Regions from separate parts of the Homo sapiens genome. Here region 2 is linked to region 1. Evidence: chromatin loops called from intact Hi-C (ENCODE). Cell type or tissue: mammary epithelial cell. All regions are shown on one strand. Links, peaks and the distances in the headings refer to the core of each region. The heading gives the core; the rest is flanking DNA.

Region 1 (8,345 bases), core at 245-8,244:
CTCCCAAATACCTAGTGTCTATCTGTTCCTCTAAATTAGGGGTTGTGTTTAAATTTACTAAATTTATATGTATATTTCAGATAAATTAGGCTGAAAATCTTTGTTCCTATCAATACTGTACAAGTGACTTTCACTAATTTATTTTGTGAAGGAAATTAAAACTTGTGACCATGACATGTAAATTCATTGAAATTAAATGCAAATAAATCCAGTCTTGTTATGGTCTTCTGTTTCAAGACTGAGGTTATTGACTGACACATAACGTTGAGAATCCATTTCCCAAACACTTTGATTGACAGGCAAGACAACACAACAGCAGAGACCTGGCTGTCTGTTTAAAAGCCGTGCTCCAAATACAGGCTATGTTGATAGAATTGACTGCTCCATTTTTCTGCTTTCTGAAGAGAAGGTAATCCTCTACCTTCTATTTGCAGGATATTAATTTTAAGTACCTGTGAAATGAAGTTCTTAAAACCTAAGATTCCCCAAAACTCCAGTTATCAACAAGGTTATATAGGAATCAAAGCGAGGCGTTTGGAGTAGATGCCGAGATCACCTCTCCCTCACACCTCTGCTGACCCCAGCTACCTGCAATCCTGCCAGGACCATTCTGGAGGTGAGGTGATCCTTTTTATTTGTAAAAGGTCTAGTAAAATATACAACAGTTTATTCTTTTAATTTTAAATGGCAATTTACATACATATATATATACTTGTATACTTCATAATCGACTTTCTTTTAAAATATGTGATTTCTTTCTAGGAAATGTTTCAATTTAAAAAATTAAATCATTTATGAATATGAATTTAATATTCATTTCCTTCAACTTCTTTCATCTGAATTTCTTTCTTCCCATTATTCCTTTTTCTTCTTAGCTAAACCATCAAATGACTTTCCTGCTATTTTACATTTTGCTGATAAGCAGTTCCTGTAATTAATAACCTTATCTTTCTATGTATGAAAAAAACAAATTTAATGCATTTTAATAAGGAGGTTGAAAGGACAAGGAGACATTTTATTGCTATGTTGATTTTGATAAGACTAGAAATAACCTGGATGGCTGGTGATGGCATATTGATGTTGGTTGCATTTGTGCACACATTTTTGGTTCCTCTTGCTGTTTGTACTTCAGTATTTCTTATAAATATATTTCTGAATGGGTATGCAATGTAGATTTCTTTAATAAGCAAATCTCATTGAATAATGTGATGGTTTTAGGCCACTTTATCATTATATATGTCTGATTCTAATCTCGTGTTTACAGTTATTAGCTGACCAACCAACAGGGCTGAGAATCAGAAGATTTGGTTTTAAGACTAGCTCTTCCAAAAAATTGCTCTTAGCCCAAGGAAAACATCCCAATTGCTATTTCCTTATTTATATATGGAGGTGGATCACCAGGAGACTACCTAAAACAGCTCTAAAATCTAAACCAGATCTAGTATTCTACAACTCCAGCTAATTCATTTTAAAAAAAATGCTATGTTAAGGTTTTAAAGTTGAAGATCCTTTGGAATGTAAATAATCAGGTCTCCATCCGGGGCCAAAATTTTGTACATCCCAAATGAAGGCTGAATAAAGCCTGTTCTTTTGAAATTAGTGACTTTTATGAGCTCATGAAGGATCCACAACAGAAAGAGCTCTGTGATGGGCATCAGGGTCGTTCCCACCCTTATTTCCTTTCCACTCACACACTAATCCCGTGATGTGGTTACATCTGTAATTTCATTCTGCAAAGAGGAAACTGTGTTGTACAGAGTAGTTAGTTGTCTTGGGCAGGGCTGTACAGGGTCACATAGCTACAGAGGGCTGAACAAAATTCTCGATATTCCAGACTGTGGTGATTTTTGTTAGAAATCTTGGGGTCACGGCACTTTGGGAGGCCGAGGTGGGTGAATCACGAGGTCAGGAGTTTGAGACCAGTCTGGCCAACATAATGAAACCCCGTCTCTACTAAAAATACAAAAAAAATTAGCCTGGCATGGTGGCGGGCGCCTGTAGTCCCAGAGAATGGAGTGAACCTGGGAGGCGGAGTTTGCAGTGAGCTGAGATAGCGCCACTGCATTCCAGCCTGGACAACAGAGCAAGACTCAAAGAAAAGAAAGAGAGAGAGGGAGCGACGGAGAGAGAGAGGGAGGGAAGGAAGGAAGGAAGGAAGGAAAGAAAGAGAGAAATCTTGGGGTCACTGTCCCCAGGACTGTGTCCTCAAGTCAGGGGTAGAAAATGAATAGGAGTGAATACCTAGTACTGCTCAGATAGGGCTGTTCTCACGCTAGGAGAGGGGATGGTTGATTGGGTATCGGGGCATCTTCTCCACTAGACGGTAAGCTTTTCTATTACCGAGTGTATCCATATATCCTTCAGGGCAGGGAGAAGATTTAAAATTGGTGTAATCTGCTGTAGTACCCAGGAGTGTGCTGGGCTCCCCAGTATTTTTCAATTCTGTGACACTGTAGGCAATCAATATAAACAGAAGATGAGGGTAACAGTGAAGTAGAAAAGGGTCAGATGTTGAGAATGGGAAAGTAGAGGTTACTACACCCACCTCAGTTCAGTAAAACAGAGCCCCTTCCACTGGCTGATTGGTGAATCACCTGGGCTGGCTCCAGGAACAATGAGAAGTCTTGGATTTGGTGCCCTTCAATGAAATCTTTCATTAGTCTCTCATATTCCTCCTCTTTCTTACTCCCACCAGCCCCTTTTGAAAAGTATGAATGCTGAGTTAATCCCTCAGGGTCCCAATGGTCCTTGTTCAAGCAAACGTCAAGGCGAGGGACTGTCTTTAATTATGGCTTAAGGAAACAATGCCTCCCTTTTGACAGTCTATGTAGTTAGTGATACTCTTGCTTGAAGATTCATGCAGGTAAAACCAAAAGGGGTTTCTATAGTATTGAAATCCATCTTCAAACACCACTAACCACTCCCTCTCCAACACCCATCTCCTGCTTCCAAGGGCAAAACTTAACCATCAAATAACATTACATATATGTTTTGGGCCTTGTATTTTGTACCCTACAGCATGTATGACTATTATACTGATGAGAGAAAACAAGATGTTTACGTAAATAAGTTTTTCATCACTGAATTCTAATGATAATCAACCCAAAACATCAGATTATTTTTCTGAGCATTTAGTCACAGCTTCAACAAAAATTCTTTCTTTAAGAGCTTATTGTGAAAGGATTTCATGTGCATTTATAAAGATGTCTTCTTTCATTCATTCTTTGGCAATTCTAATTAGTAAATTTTACTGGCATTTCTCTTTCTCTGTGCCCAGGAAGTTAATACAGCATCATCATTGATTACTGCCGCATGTTAGAGCAAACATATTTATTTCTCTTTTTTTCTCCCAAAGAAATAAAATCTTTATGTGCTCTGCACGTGGGTTAGGGAAGCTAATAATGGTCTGATTGTTCCAGTCTTGGTGCTGCCTAACCTTTGAGGTAAGGACTGTTACTCTTTCAAGCACTGTCCTCTAGTGTGGAAAATAAATATTAGCACTTTTACAACAAGCATTGCTGCTCAAGAACTGCTGCTTGATAAGTGTGTGCCTTCCACTAACCCACTCAGTGCTTTTCCTGGGAAGGTATTGACACCTTTAACCACATAAGTTAAAGTAATTCTTGGTGAGAAAATTACTGGCAACACATGCACCTTTACCTAACAGTGTTAGGTCATCAGAAACCACTGAATAGATGAAAGAAATGGGCTTGTAGTATAGCATAGATCCATGAGCTTGTGATAAAATGCAAAAAAAGAAGAAAAAAGGCACAGTTCATCTATTTTTAAAAATTAGTATTTCAAAAAGAGTGCTGGCTCAGCACGGTAGCTCACGCCTGTAATCCCAGAACTTTGGGAGGCCAAGGTGGGCGGATCACCTGAGGTCAGGAGTTGGAGACCAGCCTGTCCAACATGGTGAAACCCTGTCTCTACTAAAAATACAAAAAAATTAGCCTGGTGTGGTGGCAGGCACCTGTAATCCCAGCTACTTGGGAGGCTGAGGCAGGATAATTGCTTGAACCCGGGAGGCAGAGGTTGCAGTGAGCTGAGATCATGCCACTGCACTCCAGCCTGGGCCACAGAGCAAGACTCTTGTTTAAAAAAAAAAAAAAAAGCTATCATTTTTGACAAACTGGCCATTCCGAAATTAATTTCTGTGTGAAGCACACATATACATTTCTTTGAATCCTTGTATAACTCAACTCTGACTGGCTGTTTAATGGAATAGTTCTGACTATTCACATTTTCCAGGTTATTATCTCTTAGTTTCATTTAGTATAATGCCTGGCTTTGAAATCATAGGTAAATATTCAACAATGCCTATCAGTTAAGATTTTAGGGCACTAGATTCAGATAGACCTGGGTTAAGCATTCATTTGTTAGTTGGCCTTTCTAAACTTCAATTTCCTTTACAGTAAAATGGAGATCATAATAGTGCTTTCTTTCCTTAAAGAATTTAATTATGAACCTATGAGGCTTGAAAAATATTTAACATAGTATCTGGACCTTCACAAACACTAAATAAACATCAGAAATTCTTTTATATATTTTTGTATTTTTTTTTGACACGGCCTCTAGAAAACTTTCTATCCACCAACCAAGCCCCAAATGACATTCTTCTAATAAAACATACGGTAGACTATTTAAATTCATTACAGAGTTCACTTGTATTAGATTTAAATTCATTACAGAGTTCAGTTGTATTAGTTCCTTTTACTACATTTGAAAAAGCCTTTTCTCAGTGTGCACATTCAGCTGGACGCATGCTTCCTAGCTTCCGTTGAATTTTTGTGTTTGACACCTTCTTAGGGGACAGTTTCATATCAGGTGTCATTTCACATTAAGAAGCCAAATTTTGTGGATGCTTATATACACTCGAGAGTATGAACACAGTCAAGCTGGCTGTTATTGTTGTCAGTTCCCAAAATAGTGATCCGACATCCATGCCCAAAGGAGCATAAACCACAGACTTGTAAAAGGGGTACTCCTGGGAAGCTAATGTTGGGGGATAATCTCCAAAACACTCATACCTTTCATTGCTTCATAGATTATATCTAATGTCCTTCAAGGTTATAAAAATAGTTTACAGAGCATCTCTACCATAAACTGCTCTGTCCCTCCATAAAACAGGCCAGTTGCGTAGCTGGAAATGTTTCTGCAAGACAACAATGGCTGATAGGAGATTGAGCATAACCAAGCGCTTGATACAAACCATCTGCTTTTCTCTGAATGGTGTCCTTGAGTCTTCATTCTTGCTCAGTGTCCTGTGAAAGGAGCTGAAGCTGCTGCCACCTGATCCCAGTGTTTCATTACTGCCTGTCCCTGACCTGTGCGTTGACTTTTCATTGCCCTTTCCCTTAAAAACAAAGCTCAGGTCTCCCTTGGGCTAGAGAAGGGTGATGGTTGAGGTTAGAATGGGGGTCAAAAATCAATAGAGGAATCCAACTACTTCTTTGCTGAAGCAAACCAAGCACAAATTCTCCGAAGTTAGGTAAACAGACCTGTGTGCAAGGTGGGGAAAACTGAGTGGAAAGCAAAAGGAAGGAGAAAAATGAGGCAAATAACCTCCAAACATGTTTCTCATAGCTAACATCCTGGCACAATTTAGAGAAATGTCAAAGTTTACTATTGCACTTATTAGAGCTAGTGAGCTCCCAAGGTAAATGGAGAACTAAAAGGCCTTCATAATGCGTATTAATTCTTATAAAAAAATCTAAGGACTTCATGTCTTCTGACCAGCATGCAGCACATTCATGGAAACTGAATTCTTACTACCACATGTGTTTTTATTTTTAAAAAACAAAGTGAGAACAGGTTAATACTTCAAGCTTTCCTCAAGCAAATTGTTGGACTAGTTCAGATGGTTCTCGAAAGAGTAATTGCTCTTCCTTGGACATTATAGGCAGGACTATTCTAGAAGAAAAATCCACTTTGAATCACATAACTAGTATTGTTTTCTATAAAGCAAAAGTCGTTATGAAGATAGGCAAAGGACTAGTTTTAAAGGATCATCATGGACCTTTTATTAGAAATCTCTAATAAGGAGGAATAATAGTGATTCTGACAATATTTTTTTCAGAAGGTGACAAATGAATTGTTGACACGATAATGAACTTCATTCTTAGTTATTTAAATTAACATTAACATATTTTTCTTTACATTGACAGCTTATAATTTAGTTGTGCACACAACAAGTATTTTCTCAAAGACCTATTACGTGCTGAAAATAAAGCAAGATATTTTTGTTAGAGTGGATCAACAAGAGGAAGGATCCTTCTTTAAAAAATATCTCTTGAAGATAGATGAAGAAATAATGCATCATGATGAATTATTTAAGTATAGAATTCACTCAAATGTCATCTGTTGCTTCTGATCTAGTGAGAGTTGTTGGATGCGAAAGATAGTAAAATACCTGCGTATACATACATAAAGCCCAAAGTTCAACAAGTAACACTTCTCTGCCTCATGAACCTCTGTCATCTCTCTGATGAAGAATACAGAGAGAAGGCAATAAACTGCAAATGTTATGACTACATTTCCAAAGCCTCCTTACCAGATCACATCCTGTCGGAGAGATAGCATGAGGGATTTGTGCACACGGAGTCATGCAGCAGGTGAACCCAGGTCAAATGTAACATCACTATAGCTGTGATTTCAGATCCTTTGCAGGTATCCCCTTAAATTGACTTTTATGATATTATAATAAAACGGGAATAGGATTTCACCAGATTTAGAAGCTCTTATAGTTATTGACTTCTTCTGAGGATGCCTGAAGCTTCTTCTTATGGTCAGAGGCTGCATGAAACTTTTGTTGCTGTTAGGTTTCAGAAAGCCATTTAAGGTATACAGCTAAAATACACCTTGCAGAAGCGAAGCTAGGATACACAATTCAAGAGGCAGCTCCTCATTTATACTATTAACTCAGCCAGCAAATATTTATTGAATGCCTACTATGTGCCAGTTACTACTCTAAGTTGTGGAGATATTACAGTGAATAAAAACAAAACAAAACAAGTATCTTTGCCCTTATAGACTCATGTTACACTGTTGTTGTTTAAATAAAATAATCCCCTCCCCCAAAACACACACATCCTTTTAGGTAATTTCCACACTGTATTGCCAAACTGTATGTGCCTTAGGTAGGGATATATTTGGCTACAAGTAAGAAAAAAATTTGACCAATCGTGGTTTAAACAAATAGAGCTCTCCCTTTTCACTTGGCATAAAGTCTGTATGTAGAGAGTCAGGAGGCTTATACAGCAGCTCAACTGTGTCATGGGGGATTTAGTTTTTTTCTGTCTTAATACTTTGCAGTGCATAGCATGATGGTTGTTTGTCATGGTTATAGGATGGTTGCTACAACTCCTGGCACTATGTCTGTACTCACAGCAGGGAGAAAGGGAAATGAGTGTCTAGTCTTTATTTAAAGAGGAAAATAAAATTTTCACAAAACAATTTCTAACGTATTTCAAATTATGTGTCATTGACAAGACTGTACCACATGACTACCCACATCTGCAAGCGAGGCTAAGAAAGTGAGTACATAGTATTTATAGCCTCGATAGTGAAGGTAATCAAGCAAAGAACAGGGTTGGGAATGGGTGTTAAGTTAGCTAATCTAGACTGTAGTTTATATTGATTACAAAAACAAAACAAAGCAAAATAGAAAATCCAGTGTTATTTAAACATAAGACTGGTTCATTTTTACATCTGTTAATTTTCTTAATGTGTGACTGAATGCATGAATGCCTTGTCAAAGTACACAATGTCCTGTAAAAGCCTGAATAATTGAATAAATGAATGAATGGTCTAATGCAACTGGCACCGGCAAAAGATTGTCTGAAACTCTACATGGACAATTGTTTTGGCTATTTCAACTACTTCGATTGCTTATTTCAGTAAAAATTATCAACAAGCCTGACTATAATCTTAATTATTATCAAAGTTAGCATGCTTTAAAAAGTTCCATTCAATAATCATTTATTAAACAATGACTATAAGGTAAATACTAATCCTGAGAGTTGCATAGAAAAATAAGACAATATTTAGGCTGGGTGCGGTGGCTCACGCCTGTAATCCCAGGACTTTGGGAGGCCGAGGCGGGTGGATCACGAGGTCAGGAGTTCGAGACCAGCCTGACCAACATAGTGAAACCCCGTCTCTACTAAAAATACAAAAATTAGCCGGTGAGGTGTCACGCGCCTGTAATCCCAGCTACTCAGTAGGCTGAGGCAGGAGAATTACTTGAACCCGGGAGGCAGAGGTTGCAGTGAACCAAGATCACACCACTGCACTCCAGCCTGGGTGACAGAGTGAGCCTCCATCTCAAAAAAAAAAAAAAAAAA
Region 2 (8,345 bases), core at 52-8,051, 130 kb before region 1:
GGAGCAATTTTAAGTATATTGCACTAACCAACTCATGATCTGTAACTCCTTTGTTAAGGAAAAGAATGTATATCTACGTCAAACTTCCATTTCAGAAAGCCGAGGTCAAAATAATGAGTCCTGGGGAATTCAAACTTGTGTTAAGAAAATGTGTCCCAGTGTGCAATGGCTGCAAACAGCAGCTTCCTTGGTAGTGTATGCAGCCTGTTTGTTGTACGGGTTGCTCTAAAGGGCCTTGGAGACAGTCCTTTCAGATGGATGTACATGTTTTTGACCTTGCACTACCCCAGTGTAGGCTCCAAACAGGCATGCGAGGTGCCTTTGGAAAGCCCCGGGGCACTGTGGCCAGTTGGCCAAGTTATCATCTCCATCCGCACCAAGCTGCAGAACAAGGAGCACGTGATTGAGGCCCTGGGCAGGGCCAAGTTCAAGTTTCCTGGCTGCCAGAAGATCCACATCTCAAAGAAGTGGGGCTTCACCAAGTTCAATGCCAATGAATTTGAAGACATGGTGGCTGAGAAGCGGCTCATCCCAGATGGCTGTGGGGTCAAGTACCTTCCCAGTTGTGGCCCTCTAGAGAAGTGGTGGGCCCTGCACTCATGAGGGCTTTCACTGTGCTTCCCCCTCTTAATACTCACCAATAAATTCTACTTCCTGTCCACCTAAAAAAAAAAAAAAAGAAAAAGAATGCTTTAACTTCAATTACCCCTCTCTCTTATGTACGTTTAGTCTGTTATTTTAGTTTTATCCTGATTCCCTCGCATAAACATTATTATTATATTAAAAAAAAGAAAAGAAAAGAAAATGTGTAGAGCCGGGCACGGTGGCTCATGCCTGTAATCCTAGCACTTTGGGAGGCTGAGGTAGGCGGATCACAAGGTCAAGAGATCCAGACCATCCTGGCCAATATGGTGAAACCCCGTCTCTACTAAAAATACAAAAATTAGCCGGACGTGGTGGTGCATGCCTGTAATCCCAGCTACTCAGGAGGCTGAGGCAGGAGAATTGCTTGAACCTGGGAGACGGAGATGCAGTGAGCCAAGATCATGCCACTACACTCCAGCCTGGGCAACAGAGTGAGACTCCACCTCAAAAACAACAACAACAATGACAACAACCCCAAAAACAAACATGAATAAATATCATTCTCCAATAAAATCATTCATGCCAGTTAGGGAACCAGTTAGGAGGTTGTTACTGGAAACCAGGTGAAAGAGATTTTATTGGAGAATGATATTTATTCATGTTTTCCCTAATGAACCCTTTAACTTTACTCCAGTTACCCTTAAGATTGAGTTCAAGCCCTTGGTATGGCTGACAACACTCAGTGAGATACGGCCCTGGTCTCCTAATCCAATCCCATCTTTTTCCTCTGTCCCCTCTTTCACCAACTTCTTTCAGTTCTTTGAACAGGAAACCCTTTGTTTTTACTCCTTTACATCAGTTGCTCCCTTAAAAACTCTTCCTCATTCCCTACTCTGCCCTGTTTTAGGTTTCAGCTTAGAGTAATTTTCTCCAGGAGGTTTCCCGCTGGCCTCCCCAATGGGAGTTAGTGGCGGTCAAAGCATGCTGTTCTCATCACAGCCCTTAGAGCACTGTATTGCAAAAGCCATTTCAGTTGTCTACGTCTTCTGCTAGATTGGGGGTTTCTTGGTCTTTCTTGTTTACCATTGTATCCCCGCAGCTAGCATAGTTCTAGCTTGGGATTAGGTGCTCAATAAGAACCTGATGAATGGCCAGACAGATGAATGAAAGAAGGTTTTCCTTTTCTGACAAGAGAAGGTGGTGAATGGAATAGTTGGGAAAAAATGTAGTGGCTAAAAATAAAGCAAATAAACTTTTTCTTACCTTTGACCAGCTATATTTTTCTTAAAATAGGGAAAAAACCAAAAACAAAACACTGAGAAAAGTGTTTGCTGATTGGTTAGTTTTAAATTTTTCCACCAATGAAATATTACTGCTATGTGCCTGTTGCTTCTGTTTTCTTTTCTATTAATATCATGGGCTTTTTTTTTTTCACAAAGGAATTTGTTATAAAAGGACATTATTCAAGGTATCACTGTATAGAACCTGACATTTGTAAATGGTAACATTCAGTGAATATAATCACTTAAACTCCAGAGTAGATAATATACATATATATTGAAACCTAGAGGCCTGGGGTTTGGTCTTGTTTGTATCATTATCTGTGTAACTAGCATTAGGACATTAAACTTTCTATGTTTCATTGCATTTAAGTAAATGCATCATCTTCAAAATGAACTGATGCCTTTTCTGATATCTCACATGTGAAGATATAATGAAATGACTCATATAACAATACTGTAAGCTACTCTGTAAAACATAGGTACCAAGAAGTGTGATAGGAAGGGTAACGGCCCAGAAGCTAGGTTGCCAGTAGCTAGTCCCATTCATACTGATAATTATCTACTTTTTCTCTATTGTCTTCTTATCAAACAAAATAAAACATAAGATAAGAAGGTTACACAGAATGTTGTTTTGAGATTCCTTTTAGACTTTATCTTTTAAAATTATTATTATTATACTTTAAGTTTTGGGATACATGTGCAGTACGTGCAGGTTTGTTAGATAGGCATACACATGCCATGGTGGTTTGATGCACCCATCAACCCGTCACCTACATTAGGTATTTCTCTTAATGCTATCCCTCCCCTAGCTCCCCACCCCATGACAGGCCCTGGTGTGTGATGTTCCCCTCCCTGTGTCCATGTGTTCTCATTGTTCAACTTCCGCTTATGAGTGAGAACATGCAGTGTTTGGTTTTCTGTTCTTGTGTTAGTTTGCTGAGAATGATGGTTTCCAGCTTCATCCATGTCCCTGCAAAGGACATGAACTCATCCTTTTTTATGATGCATAGTATTCCATGGTATATATGTTCCACATTTTGTTTATGCAGTCTATCATTGATAGGCATTTGCGCTGGTTCCAAGTCTTTGCTATTGTGAACAGTGCTGCAATAAACACATGTGCATGTGTCTTTACAGTACAATGATTTATAATCCTTTGGGTATGTGCCCAGTAATGGGATTGCTGGGTCAAATGGTATTTCTGGTTCTAGATCCTTGGGGAATTGCCACACTGTCTTCCACAATGGTTGAACTAATTTACACTCCTACCAACAGTGTAAAAGCATTCCTATTTTTCCACACCCTCTCCAGCATCTGTTGTTTCCTGACTTTTTAATGATCACCATTCTAACTGGTGTGAGATGGTATCTCATTATGGTTTTGATTTGCATTTCTCTAATGACCAGTGATGACAGCCTTTATCATTCTAGGAAATGAAATGAGTACTATATTCTGTACATAATCCTATTAAATTTCTTAAAGAATTTGTTGCCATTTAATCCATCCTTGCGTTTCATGGGTTGCTGTAGTTCAGTGGCTGTTGTAGGGAATTTGTCTCCCTTCTTTTTCTATCCCAGTTATTTTGTGATTTTTTCCAGATGTGCATGTTCTCCATTGATATATCTATGCATTGTCTTAGAAAGTTTAAAATCTACCCAGGAATCTATACTAGCTAAAAGCTCTTTGAGTGTCCCTTCACAGCTATACAAGATGTTTTTAGTAATTGTGTTCTGTAGAGCTCAGCAGCTGTTATGTTACCCGAGTATTTTTTTTTCTTTCTTGGCTTTTAAGTTGATGTTTGGAAGTCTATTCCCAAGTGCTCAGCCTAAAGGAGAGACAGTTTTCTGTTCCCCCTGCTAATGCTAAACACACAAATAAACAAAACAGAACAAAACAAAATTCCAATTAAACAGTCTGGGAGATTCTAGTTGAATGGTGGATATTAGCATCTTTCAAAGCTAGACCACCTGTGCCTAGACAATTTGTGGCTTTCTATTCTTATGTAATACAAGGAATAGATGTCTGGCAAAACAAAAAAGAATTTAGAAAGTAGGGATGAAACATGATTCCTTTTCAGGGAGGAAAATCACTTCATTCAAGTACCAGCTTAGTTTCATTGCTGCATTTGAACCTCCAAGGAGAGAAATGTGGAGCAGTTGATCCACAGTTGTACCTTCCATTGTTGGTTTATTAAATGGGCTCTTTTGTGCGTGTGTGCAATTTCATTCAGACCGTTAATCACTACTTGGAGTATTCTTAGCTTTCTACAAATTGACAAACATAGCTGTAGGGAAATCTATGTGGAAATTCTGTTTTTCAGAGGTTTGGCAGTTTCTCTTTAATGAGTCCTCAGGGTATCTCAGGTTTCACTAATTTGTGTTTAATTAGATTGGAAAAATTCGGGCAGTAAGCGACAAGAACCTTCTGCCCCATAAGTTGGAGAAAACCATCACTCAGGCACTCAACAAAACCCCTTCCAAATACATGATGTAATACATTCACTCCAGAACAGGGTATGAGCCCTAAAGGATGATTCAGACATAGAAACAAAAGTTGCTGTTAGAAGATAAAAAGAATTATCAGTGGATGTGTTTTTGCTTGCCGCTTTGACATTGCTGTGGCAGGCAAGAGCAAAGGAAGAAATGATGCCCTGAGCTGATGAAAACAAATTCCAGAAGCATTTATGACCAAGTTGTGGTTAGAGGAACAGAATGAAACATAATTTTTCAAAGTTTCCAGAAGGGCTTGTGCATGCTGAAACATAACCAGAAACAATATAACATGCTACAGGAGGAATCAGTGATAAAAGTGACATTCCCCACATAGACCTAGTTATTTACAAAGAGCTGTAAGAACGAAGGGCTCTGAAGCCTTTAAGATGAACAATGTTGTAACAGGAAAGGGGTCCTGATTCAGACCGCCAGAGAGGGTTCTTGGATGTTGCATAAGAAAGAATTCAGGGAGAGCCCATAGAGTAAAGTGAAAGCAAGTTTATTAAGAAAGTAGAGGAATAAAAGAATGGCTACTCCATAGACAGAACAGCCCCGAGGGCTGCTGGGTGCCCATTTTTATGGTTATTTCTGGATGATATGATAAACAAGGGGTGGATTATTCATGCCTCCCCTTTTTAGACCATATAGGGTAACTTCCTGTCATTGCCATGGCATTTGTAAGCTGTCATGGCACTGGTGGGAGTGTAGCAGTGAGGACAACCAGAGGTCACTCTCGTGGCCATCTTGGTTTTGGTGGGTTTTGGCTGGCTTCTTTACTGCAAACTGTTTTATCAGCAACGTCTTTATGACCTATATCTTGTGCTGACCTCCTAACTCATCCTATGACTTAGAATGCCTTAACCTTCTGGGAACGCAGCCCAGTAGGCCTCAGCCTTATTTTACACAGCTCCTATTCCAGATGGAGTTGCTCTGGTTCACATGCCTCTGACAATGTCATATATAGAGTCAGTACAGCTTCAGGATTAAAAAGCTAGACTCCAGAGTCAGACAGACATGGCTGATATCAAATCTTGCTTCCACTGATCTTGCCCAACTCACTTGACAATTTTGTGCCACAATTTTCTCGTTAGTGAAATGGAATAATGATTAGCCCTTTATCATAGCATCAATTTGAGGAATTAGGAAATGCTTGTAAGACATTGGTAAGTATTCACTAGTGTGTGTTAACAAATGATGTCTATTATTGCTATTGTTATTAACAAGATATTCTGGCTGTGGACTCCATGTAGTTCCAGAACATTTGGTCACAGACTGAACATGTCCAAAACTGTAGTCTGTTAAAGCCTAGACTTGGGTTAGAAATTGCATTTTCCAAAGAATTTAAACATTGCAGGTTGTACTTTCCAAAGATGGCTGCTACAATAGTTCCTATCCCACATGCTATGTGATAATGTGACCTTGCCACTCCTTCCATGAGGAGGTGGGGTTTATGTTTTCTCCCCTTTGAAACTGGGTAGGCTTGTGACTACTTCAACCAATAGAGTATGGTAGAAGTGACACTATGCGACTTCAGAGGCCAGGTCCAAAAATGCTTTCATTTGTTGCACTGAAATACTCCTTCTGGGAGTCCTGTCTGATTCCCCTGGGGCTGCCATGTTATGAAGAAGCCAACCCACACAGAGAAGCCACAGATGGGTGCTCCGCTTGGCAGTCTTAACCTTTGAGCCTTTTCCTCTCAAACACCAGATATGAGTAAGTCTTCAGATAATTCCAGCTCCAGCCATTGATGATTAGTCTTCTCATCTGAGACCCCAGACCTCATGGCAGAGAGAAGCCAGCCCTAATGTCTCCTTTCCAATTCCCAATAAATCCTTGAACATAATAAATTCTTGTTTGAAGCCACTAAGCTTTTGGGTAATTTGTTACATAGCAAAGAATACCTGGGATAGAAATTCTCCCTGGTCTGGCCAGTTCTCCCATCTATGGATTTTCCAACTTTTCTCAATCAAGTAATTAGCATTTACCATGGCCTTTTAATGCAAGTCACTGTGCTAGAACAGGGATAAGCCAACATAGTTAAACAGAAATATACACAAGGATAAAGAATACTTAGGAATCCTATGGTAAGAACTGTGTAGCATAGAGTAGTGCAGGCAGGACTATGGTGTAAACTTAAAAGAGGCTGAGACAATCTGGGAAGGCTTCATGGTAAAGAGGCTTGCATAGGGCCTTGGATAAGTGGTACTCGGATAAATAGAAAAGGGAGAAAATGAATTCCTGGCAAAAGTGTGAAAAAATGTTTTGGAAAAAAAAAAGATTTAGGCATTGCCTCTTATAATTAATCTGTTAAAGTCATATTTGTCTTGCAAAATAATATTTACAAGAAAGAATGCTTTTAGATATATTTCTAATTCTAAGAGAATTTACTTAGTACTTTATAGAGGTTGAGTTATGTCAGTGGTGTCTTAAATTGGACTAATTTCCATAGGATTGATCAGCAAACTTTGCCTCCTATGTAAACATAATTTACAACTTTATTAGAACACACAGAATTTTCTTTCCTTTTTTTTTTTTGAAATGGCGTCTCGCTCTGTCGCCCAGGCTGGAGTGCAGTGGTGTGATCTCAGCTCACTGCAAGCTCTGCCTCCTGGGTTCACACCATTCTCCTGCCTCAGCCTCCTGAGCAGCTGGGACCACACTTTTTTTTTATTATTATATTTTAAGTTCTGGGGTACATGTGCAGAACGTGCAGGTTTGTTAGATAGGCATACACGTGCCATGGTGGTTTGCTGAACCCATCACCCGTCATCTACATTAGGTATTTATCCTGATGCTATCCCTCCCCTAGCCCCCAACCCCCAGACAGGCCCCAGTGTGTGATGTTCCTCTCCCTGTGTCCATGTGTTCTCATTGTTCAACTCCCACTTATGAGTGAGAACATGTGGTGTTTGGTTTTCTGTTCCTGTGTTAGTCTGCTGAGAATGTTGGTTTCCAGCTTCATCCATGTCCCTGCAAAGGACATGAACTCATCCTTTTTTATGGCTGCATAGTATTCCATGGTGTATATGTGCCATGTTTTCTTTATGCAGTCTATCATTGATGGGCATTTGGGTTGGTTCCAAGTCTTTGCTATTGTGAACCATGCTGCAATAAACATATATGTGCATGTTTCTTTACAGTAGAACGGTTTATAATCCTTTGGGTATGTACCCAGTAATGGGATTGCTGCATCAAATGGTATTTCTGGTTCTAGATCCTTGAGGAATTGCCACACTGTCTTCCACAATGGTTGAACTAATTTACACTCCCACCAACAGTGTAAAAGCATTCCTATTTCTCCACATCCTCTCCAGCATCTGCTATTTCCTGACTTTTTAATGATCACCATTCTAACTGGCATGAGATGTTATCTCATTGTGGTTTTGATTTGCATTTATCTAATGACCAGTGATGATGAGGTTTTTTTCATACGTTTGTTGGCCGCATAAATGTCTTCTTTTGAGAAGTGTCTGCTCATATCCTTCGCCCAGTTTTTGATGGGGTTGTTTGTTTTTTTCTTGTAAATTTGTTTAAGTTCTTTGTAGATTCTAGATATTAGCCCTTTGTCAGATGGAAAGATTGCAAAAATTTTCTCATATTCTGTAGGTTGCCTGCTCACTCTGATGATAGTTTCTTTTGCTGTGCAGAAGCTCTTTAGTTTAATTAGATCCCATTTGTAAATTATGACTTCTGTTGTCGTTGCTTTTGGTGTTTTAGTCATGAAGTCTTTGCCCATGCCTATATCCTGAATGGTATTGCCTAGGTTTTCTTCTAGGGCTTTTATGGTTTTAGGTCTTACGTTTATGTCTTTAATCCATCTTGAGTTAATTTTTGTATAAGGTGTGAGGAAGGGGTTTGGTTTCAGTTTTCTTCATATGGCTAGTCAGTTTTCCCAACACCATTTATTAAATAGGGAATCTTTTCCCCATTGCTTGTTTTTGTCAGGTTTGTCAAAGATCAGATGGTTGTAGATGTGTGGTGTTAT

The links. A loop is a pair of places that touch in the nucleus more often than their neighbours do. Peaks named below come from ENCODE experiments on the same cell type or tissue, not always from the same donor. Only the 100,000 strongest peaks of a DNase experiment are listed, where the experiment ranks them.
Region 2: a loop joins it to region 1, with 9 times the contacts of the local background. A loop is called at or near these places in 1 of 110 quality-filtered maps.

The regions. Positions count from the first base shown.
Region 1 is chr12:75,555,490-75,563,834 of GRCh38, reverse strand. LOC105369844 (a long non-coding RNA gene) reads left to right here. Exons shown (of 16, transcript XR_007063375.1): 12 at 435-616. Among named protein-coding and RNA genes, the nearest start is that of KRR1, 48 kb to the right of the region's middle. In mammary epithelial cell, for the core only: a CTCF peak has its summit at 3,457; a DNase peak (open chromatin) is centred at 3,454.
Region 2 is chr12:75,681,045-75,689,389 of GRCh38, reverse strand. All of the region lies in intron 6 of LOC105369844 (a long non-coding RNA gene), which reads left to right. It also overlaps the pseudogene RPL10P13 and the pseudogene LOC124900321. Among named protein-coding and RNA genes, the nearest start is that of KRR1, 170 kb to the right of the region's middle. In mammary epithelial cell, for the core only: no CTCF peak of the experiment used is centred there; a DNase peak (open chromatin) is centred at 4,509; H3K27ac peaks cover 2,422 bases.